Linked DNA regions of Homo sapiens: regions 1 and 3 are each linked to region 2. The links are chromatin contacts, found by Hi-C or POLR2A ChIA-PET in ENCODE. All regions are on one chromosome and are shown on one strand. Each heading gives the region's core, a stretch centred on a gene start or an enhancer-like site at or near the end of the contact. The rest is flanking DNA. Distances are from core to core; before and after follow the strand shown. Region 1 overlaps STK17A (serine/threonine kinase 17a). Region 2 has its middle 30 kb from the start of MRPS24. Region 3 overlaps COA1 (cytochrome c oxidase assembly factor 1).

Evidence for each region. Hi-C counts contacts between places; a loop is a spot of excess contacts on that map. ChIA-PET counts read pairs that join two places held with the same protein, here RNA polymerase II (POLR2A). Pooled maps may share reads with other maps.
Region 1: a loop to region 2 is called in a pooled map, with 3 times the contacts of the local background. The contact joins two enhancer-like sites. A Hi-C loop is called at or near these places in 2 of 168 maps with a recorded cell type or tissue (CD4-positive, alpha-beta memory T cell and GM12878), 6 of 37 single-sample maps with no recorded cell type and 7 of 50 pooled maps. POLR2A ChIA-PET finds 5 or more read pairs at or near these places in 3 of 52 experiments (GM12878, activated CD4-positive, alpha-beta T cell and activated T-cell).
Region 3: a loop to region 2 is called in a pooled map, with 2.9 times the contacts of the local background. The contact joins two enhancer-like sites. A Hi-C loop is called at or near these places in 2 of 168 maps with a recorded cell type or tissue (HCT116 and naive thymus-derived CD4-positive, alpha-beta T cell), 3 of 37 single-sample maps with no recorded cell type and 9 of 50 pooled maps. POLR2A ChIA-PET finds 5 or more read pairs at or near these places in 7 of 52 experiments (GM12878, MCF 10A, Panc1 and 3 more).

The regions. Positions count from the first base shown.
Region 1 is chr7:43,620,551-43,623,333 of GRCh38, forward strand. The region is part of intron 4 of STK17A (serine/threonine kinase 17a); the gene reads left to right. It also overlaps a transcript of COA1 not described here. Among named protein-coding and RNA genes, the nearest start is that of STK17A, 39 kb to the left of the region's middle. Within about 2 kb of position 1,371, at least 3 of the 41 ENCODE cell types and tissues checked have a DNase peak (open chromatin) inside an H3K27ac peak, as active enhancers do.
Region 2 is chr7:43,837,643-43,840,677 of GRCh38, forward strand. No RefSeq gene overlaps it. Among named protein-coding and RNA genes, the nearest start is that of MRPS24, 30 kb to the right of the region's middle. RefSeq lists a silencer at 1,450-1,529. Within about 2 kb of position 1,374, at least 7 of the 41 ENCODE cell types and tissues checked have a DNase peak (open chromatin) inside an H3K27ac peak, as active enhancers do.
Region 3 is chr7:43,668,612-43,671,311 of GRCh38, forward strand. All of the region lies in intron 1 of COA1 (cytochrome c oxidase assembly factor 1), which reads right to left. Among named protein-coding and RNA genes, the nearest start is that of COA1, 60 kb to the right of the region's middle. RefSeq lists a silencer at 1,242-1,291. Within about 2 kb of position 1,285, at least 4 of the 41 ENCODE cell types and tissues checked have a DNase peak (open chromatin) inside an H3K27ac peak, as active enhancers do.

The DNA.
Region 1 (2,783 bases), core at 121-2,620, 220 kb before region 2:
GTAGTCCCAGCTACTCGGGAGGCTGAGGCAGGAGAATGGCGTGAACCTGGGAGGCGGAGCTTGCAGTGAGCCAAGATCGTGCCACTGCACTCCAGCCTGGGCGACAGAGTGAGACTCCGTCTCAAAAAAAAAAAAAAGAATATTAATATTTAAAATTTCAGTGGTGAAATAGCTCTTTGTAATTATGAGGCCTTGGATATAAGGCTGGAAAGGCAGTTTTTTAGACCAGGAAATCAAGAAGCTGTGAAGGTAGGCTGTCTGGGTCATGGACATCAGTGTGGAAGTCACCTAGGCTGCCAGCAGACCTGGGAGAAGAGGAGGGCGGCCGTGGCAGGAATGGAGAAGGCTGTGGCCTGGGCCTGAGGGAAGACTCTGTGCCTGAGGGTAGAAGTGTGAAGTGAGCAAATACAGGCTAGAAGAGGGGGAATGAAGAGAGCAGGGTCTCCTTTCAGAGAAGAGGGTAAAAGGAGTGTGTAGTTCTTGAAGGACTGAGGATGTTACAAGAAAAGAGCTATCCGGAGCACAGAAAGACTCAGGAGGGCCGATAGGGTTGAAGAAAACAAACCTGTATGGCAATGATAGTTCAAAAAATAATTCAGAGATTTTTTAAAAGATCCTTAGTTAATTAGATAATAAAAGATGCCACAGGCACAGAAACAACCTTTAAAATTTTTTATATATTTTAATGGGCCAGAATACTTAATTTTCAGTACACTGACTAATATGCGTCATGACCACTAAGTTAGTTTTGGGGATGTGACTTAATAGTGTTTCTTTAGGGAAAACAGCAACCCAAGTGTTTTAGCCAAATTTAATGGGTACCATTGTAAGCTCAAATACACAAGACTGCAGAATGTAGGTCTGTGAGCTGAAAAATCAAAATAGTAATTATTGCCCTGAATGAGGTGGGTTTTTGTTTTGTTTTAATGCTTTCTTTGTTGTTGTTTGAGAGAGTCTCACTCTGCCACCCAGGCTGGAATGCAGTGGCACCATCATAGCTTCCTGCAGCTCCCAACTTGAGCTCCTCCTGCCTCAGCCTCCCGAGTAGCTGGGACCACAGGCACGTGCCAGCACAGCGGGCCAGTTTTTTGTTTGTTTTTTTGGTAAAGATGGGTCTCACTGTGTTGCCCAGGCTAGTGATTTGTTTTAGAGCTTTCTGTTCCTTAGTAAATTTTAAATTTTCTATCAAGAGCCTTTCCCCATCTCAAAACATTATAATGGAAGTACAAGCTCAATCCAAAAAGAAAAAAACTAAAAATGATTCAAAAGTACATAATACAGAAAAACAAAGGGACTCTCCTCTTTTTCCTTCCGTGACTCACCTTTTAAAAGGTGAGTTTATGCCTCCCACAGTCATTTTACATACACACAGAAACTGGTGTGAGTTCTGGCCCTGTACTTGCCATCTATGTGACCTTGGCCCTTAAATCTCTTTATACCTCAGATTCCTCTGTCCATAAAAAGGGGCTAGTAATAGTACCGACCTCATAGGGAATTTGTAAGGATTTCATTGGATTTGCTGTACAAAGCCCTTAAACCAGTATTCAGCACATAATAAGCACTCAAAAAAGTAAGCTATTGGTATTTCCTGTACCCTTCCTCCCACAGTCTTGCTATGTGGTCTGTTTTACTGTTTCTTCCCCGGTAATTTGGATGCTATGCATTTCATTTTTAATTTCCTAGTCACTTCTTTTGAAACTTTAACATTCACAACCTCTGTTTCTCACTCAACCATTTCAGAAATCAAAATTTAGGAGATTAGCATACCTCGCATTTCCTTTCCAACCTCTTCCTCCCACTCATTTATTCTATGGGGGTTTGTCACAAATGAGTAGTAGATACATGACCTTGAGTATTTCGTTTTTTCATAGAAATAGAACATTTTCATTCCTTTTTTTAATTGTAATTACCACAGTTTTTAGTCTTTGGTCTGTTTTTCTGTGGATTCAGTACTTATTGACTGCATTTTAATAGTTTAGCCTCCTTATTTGTATAGTTTTGAAAAAAAAAATCTTTAGTTAAGTGGATTGTGAGTAGATTTTTTTAAGGAGCATTTTTATAATATTTTTCCTGAATCCTTGCATATTTGACAGTGTCTTTCTATTGTGTTTATGTGTGGCAGCAATTTACTTTATATCAAAGTTTTTTGTTTTTGTTTTTTTTTTTGTGAGACACAGTCTCACCCTATCACCCAGGCTGGAGTGCACTGGCACTATCTCGGCTTACTGCAGCCTTGACCTCCCAGACTCAAGTGATCCTCCCACCTCAGCCTCCCCAATAGCTGGGTCTACAGGCATGCACCATGACACTCGGCTAGCTTTTGTTTATTTTTTGTAGAGACAGAGTCTCATTATGTTGCCCAGGCTGGTCTTGAACTCCTGGTTCAAGCGATCCTCCTGCCTTGGCCTTGCAAAGTGCTGGGTACCCAGCCTCAAAGCATATTATTTTTCTCAATTCTATAGATGCAACTTAGTTGCCTTTGTCCCATGCCTGTAGTGTCAGAATGCCCAATTTTTTTTTTTAACCTTGTTGACTTTTTGTTAATGGGTAGATGTTTTAAAAAGCTCACTCTGACTGCAACAGAAAAATAGATCAGAGGGGTGGGACAAGTAGTTGAAAAGGCCCAGGTGAGAGGAGAAAGTGCCACGGGTGAGGGTGGGGCAATGGAGAAGCAGAAATATCAGTGGTAGTGAGAAAGTTTTAAAAGCCATGATCTGATAGAGACAATGCTTAATAACACAGAGATTGTCAGTTTATGTTTGGTGTTTTTAAAATATTTAAAT
Region 2 (3,035 bases), core at 124-2,623:
GTGCAATTTCACTGCAACCTCCACCTCTCAAGTTCATGAGATTCTCTTGCCTCCGCCTCCCGAGTAGCTGGGATTATAGGTACACATCACCATGCCCTGCTATTTTTGTATTTTTTGGTAGAGACGGGGTTTCACCATGTTGGCTAGGCTGATCTCGAACTCCTGGGTTCAAGTGATCCTCCTGCCTGGGCCTCTCAAAGTGCTGGGATTACAGGCGTGAGCCACCACGCCCAGCCTCAAAAAGTAATTACTTTTTTTTTTTTTGAGACGGAGTCTTGTTCTGTCGCCCAGGCTGGAGTGCAGTGGCTCAATCTCAGCTCACTGCAACTTCCGCCTCCTGGGTTTAAGCGATTCTCCTGCCTCAGCCTCCGGAGTAGCTGGGATTACAGGCACCTGCCCCTACACTCGGCTAATTTTTGTATTTTTAGTAGAGACGGGGTTTTACCATGTTGGCCAGGCTGGTCTTGAACTCCTGACCTCAGTAATTACTTTTTTAAACAACCATGTGGGCTGGGTTCGCTTGCGTGAGGAACGCTTGCATCCAGGAGCTGAAGACCAGCCTGGGCAACATAGACATCTTCTCTACAATAAAATTAAAAATTAGCCAGGCTTGGTGGTGCATGCCTGTAGTCCCAGCTACTCAGGAAGATGAAACGGGAGGATCCTTCAGCCCAGACGTTAAAGGCTGCAGTGAGCTATGATCGTGCCACTGCACTCCAGCCTGACAGATTGAGACTGTCTAAAAAATGAAAAATAAGGCTAAGGCATGGTGGTTCAGGCCTGTAATCCCAGCACTTTGGAAGGCTGAGGCGGGCGGATCACTTGAGGTCACGATTTGGAGCCTGGGCAACATAGGGAGCTCTGTCTCTAGAAAAAAAAAATCAATCAATCAATCAATCAACCACGTCAATACCGCGTCAGTAAAGCAGAGGTGACACCAAACTTCATTCCAGAGGCTAAGCCTGACCCAAATCCAGTTCAGCCAAAGCTAGGAAACCAGTCTCCCTGGTAAGCCTCTGAATGTGATGTTAGTATTAAAAGGCTGCTGCGTGGTATTATACTAGCAGCCACTGTGTCTTAGCTGTTGAGAAGGACCTCCTGTGTGGTGGAAACCGGGGTTTTTTATTTCCAAAATTCCACATGAAGCCCTTCCTCTACTGGGGGTTCTGAAGACCAACTGCTCCTCAGTAGTCAGGACTGTGACAGGAAGGATTTTACTCACCACTGACGCAGCCTCAAGTTGTCTCAAAGTGAGGCGGTGTCCCCTTAGATCTGTGTTGAGGAAAATGAGGTTCTCCTCCTCACTGCGGGCCCGGCGCTGGCGGCCGCAGTAGGAGCACGGAGGCGGTGGGGGCTTCTCAGGGGTCCGACAAGGCGGCTCGCACGCCCCCTGCTGGTCATCTGGGGCAGCGCGGGGCCCTCGGCGCTCGCTCACTGTTTAGCGGTGGCCGCGTGCCCCCTCCTGGCTGTCTGGTTGAATTAATTAAATTCAGATCGTTCAATGCCATGATTACGGACGTTCAAAATAAAATGGGGCCCACTATCCTGTGTCTTTCTCAAAAATGTTAAAGAAATTATTAATCGGAACGAAATAAATGTAGATCCAAACTTTACAAGTTTCACAAAAATTCATTCAAAATAGTCCATTGACTTAAATTTAAAATACAAAGCTGGCCGGGCGCGGTGGCTCACGCCTGTAATCCCAGCACTTTGGGAGGCTGAGGCGAGCGGATCACCTGAGGTCGGGAGTTCGAGACCAGCCTGACCAACATGGAGAAACCCCCGTCTCTACTAAAAATACAAAATTAGCCGGGCGTGGTGACGCATGCCTGTAATCCCAGCTACTCGGGAGGCTGAGGCAGGAGAATCGCTTGAACCTGGGAGGTGGAGGTTGCTGTGAGCCGAGATCGCGCCATTGCACTCCAGCCTGAGCAACAAGAGCGAAATTCCGTCTCAAAAAAATAATAATACAAGCTATAAAAATTCTAAAGTTACATTAAATCACATGGAAAGCAATGTCAAATGAGAACTACTTAGCCAGGCACAGTGGTTCACACCTTAATCCCAGCACCTTGAGCGGCTGAGGTGGGAGAACCGCTTGAGCCCAGGAGTTTGAGACCAGCCTAGACACCCCTGCACCCTGCAACCAACCCACCTCTACAAAAAATACAAAAATTAGGTTGCTCTGCCTGTGGAGTAGCCATTCTTTTGTTTCTTTACTTCTCTAATAAACTTGCTTTCACACACACACACACACACACACACACACACACACACACACCATAGCCGGGTGTGATGGCACACACTTATAGTCCCAGCTACTAGGGAGGCTGAAGTGGGAGGATCGCCTGAGCCCAGGAGGTCAAGGCTGCAGTAAGCCATGATTAGGCCACTGCACTCCCACCTTGGTGGAAGAGACCTTCTCTCAAAAAAGAGAGAGAGAGAAAGAGATACTAACCTTCTCTAGGTTATATTTGTATGGGTAAAATGTTATTGTTTCAGAAATTGTGTCAAGTCCCTGGAAATTTGTCAATGTCCTCCCTATCCAAGATATGTCCCAATGTAATGTTATAAGTCATAATTTCAGTTAGTATTTTAAATGTTGTATGCCACAGAAACAACCAAATTTCCTTGCATTATAATGAACTTTCATTAGATCTTAACCATAGCCAATTTATATCTTTTTTTTTTTTTTTTTTTGAGACGGAGCCTCACTCTGTCACCCAGGCTGCTGGAGTGCCGTGGCACAATCTGGGCTCACTGCAACCTCCACCTCTTGGGTTCAAGCGATTCTCTTGCCTCAGCCTCCCCAGTAGCTGGGACTACAGGAGCCTGCCACCACGCCTGGCTAATTTTTGTATTTTTAGTAGAGACGGGGTTTCACCATGTTGGCCAGGCTGGTCTCGAACTCCTGATCTCAAGCAAGCCCACCTGGGCCTCCCAAAGTGCTGGGATTACAAGCGTGAGCCACTGCCCCTGGCCTATTATTATTATTTTTAGAGACGGCATCTTGCTCTGTGTCCCAGGCTGTAGTA
Region 3 (2,700 bases), core at 35-2,534, 170 kb before region 2:
TTCCTGTGAATCAAGTGGCGATCTCCTACAGCTTGGATGAAACAAAATGGGATGGATAACATAAAAATCTGGATCAATATGCTGGTTCTGGGCAATTATCCTGCAAATTCTGCCAGGTAATGAAAGTGAGTAGGGTGCCCATAACCCTGAGGTTTCTTTGTTTGGGAAATAAAACCAAGGAACTTCATAAATCCCCAAATATCTTGGCAAGTAAAATTTTAGATGAAAATTATCTACTATACCACACTTGTGGGAACTGCTATACTCACTCTACTATTTGCAATAGGGTTATACAGAGTAGCACCTTCTAACTGAAATATTGGACAGAGAACTTATGTCTTGTATTAATATTTGGACCCTGTATACTCAATACTATAACTTGAATTGTTTCCTCTCACCTAGAAGCAATCAAACTCCAAATAGTGCTGCAAACTAAACCACACAGGAACACACCTTTCTTCCAAGGACCCTTAGATCAACCCCAGGAGAAGCCCTAGCTGCTGTTCCCCATTCGATGCCCCTTCTCAGCAGGAAATAGCCAGAAAGAGTCATCACCCAAAACCCCTTAAGAGCAGTTATGGTGACATCTCCACATGGGGGGATGTTATAGGAGTTTATTAAGAAATTATTTTAGGCAGCTAGGAAAAGGGGTCCTTGGGGAAGTTTTCATTTCCTTTAAAGCGGCTCCAGAAACGTTTCTTGTCTAGCAAACCCCAGCTCTTAGAGCCGAGTCAGCAACCTTTGATATGCAAATACAGGCCATTAGAAACTGGGTCCACCCAAACATGGTGATTCCTGCCACCTTCTTCCCCTCGCCTCACAGGTGCCTGGCAACACGGCCGCCCCCACATATCCCCATATGTGTAGAGCATCATGGCACCCTGCATTTGCATATTAAAAAGCTAGGGTGGGAGGGCCAGTTTTTTCCGCGGGCTACGTGAGTGACATGCCTGGTCAAACCAATCCCCTGAGCGCTATGCAAATCAGGCACCACCTCCTCTAGCCTCCTCATATAAGCAGCCACTTTTCTGACGCACACAGGGTTTTCTCTTTGTTCGAATCGCCCCCTCCCTTTATCTTTGTACAGGGGAGCTGTTTTCTTCTTCCTTCCTTCTTTCTTGCCTATTAAACTTTTCACTCCTTAAAACCAAAAAAAAATTAAAAAAAAAAAACCATCACATCAAATAACTTTACCCTACCCAGGACTTGCCCAGGTTTCTGTTCTTGGGTTAAAATTTAAAATATTGGTTCACTCCCTGACGGAAACAGATGAGAGAGGTGCTCAGTGACTCATTATGGACAGAATGAGGGCTGAAATTACTTGAGTGAGGAAGGAAAGGAAAGCGGGGCCCTGGCTGAGGTTAAGTACCAAATAGAAATCTGGGCTGAAGCAGGGAGACTTAGCTTGAGATTCTAGATAAAAAAAGAAGTGTAACCTAGAGTAACACAAATATAAAGGATTCCACTCTTATTTCCAAACTATTGTAACAGCTCTGAATAACATGGATATTTTAAAGGTTTATGCATATATTAATGGATGTGTATAAAACATTCAGGCCAGGCACAGTGGTTCACGCCTGTAATCCCAGCACTTTGGGAGGCCGAGGCAGAAGGATCACTTGAGATCAGGAGTTCAAGACCAGCCTGGCCAACATGGTGAAACATGATCTCTACTAAAAATACAGAAAAAAATTAACTGGGTGTGGTGGTGGGTACCTGTAGTCCCAGCTATTTGGGAGACTAAGGCAGAAGAATCACCTGAACCTGGGAGGCAGAGGCTGCAGTGAGCCGAGACTGCACCACTGCACTACAGCCTGAGCAACAGGGTGAGACTTGGTCTAAAAAAAAAAAAATTTTCATCATAAACTCAGTCCCCAAAAGTAATTAATCTATTTATTCATTCATCACATACCCACTAAACACGTACTATATCTAGATGGGAGAGACTGGCAAAGACAGACCTTGACCTGAAGAAGTGTTTAGCCTAGTCGGGTAGATTACACATGCATATAAAAATATTAACTATAGACATGGCAGGAAGAGCTAAATGCACTAAAAGAGACATAGAGGGCTATGTGAAGAAAACAATGTAATGCCCACAAACATATACTTTTATCCTTCTCTAATTAATGTTCCCAAGTGTTTTATATTCTTCACATATCTTTTCATTCTCCACTAAAATGTAATCTGCAAGGTCAAGGGAGTCTCTCTCTTGTTTACTGCCATAACTCTGCAAGCTAAGGTAGTGCCTGGCTCACAGGATGTGTTTCATAATCATTTCTCCAATAAATTATCAGTAAATTTATTAAAATTAAAACTGCCATTTAAAAACATCTGATGAGAGTTCAGAAGTAAACCCTTTTATCCAAGGTCATTTGATTTTCAACAGGAGTACCAAGACAATAAAATAGAGAAAGAATGAATAGTCTTTTCAACATATGATGCTGAGACAACTGGATATCCACATGCAAAATAATAAATGAAGTTGGAACCCTTCCTAACACCATACACAAAAATCAACTGAAAATGAATCACAGACCTACATGTAAGCACTAAATTCTAAAACTCCTAGAAGAAACATGAGAATAAGTCTTCATTAGCTTGGATTAGACAATCGTTCCTTGATATAACACCAAAAGCACAAGTGACAAAAAACAAATAGATAAATTGGACTTTAACAACATTAAAAATACTTGTGAC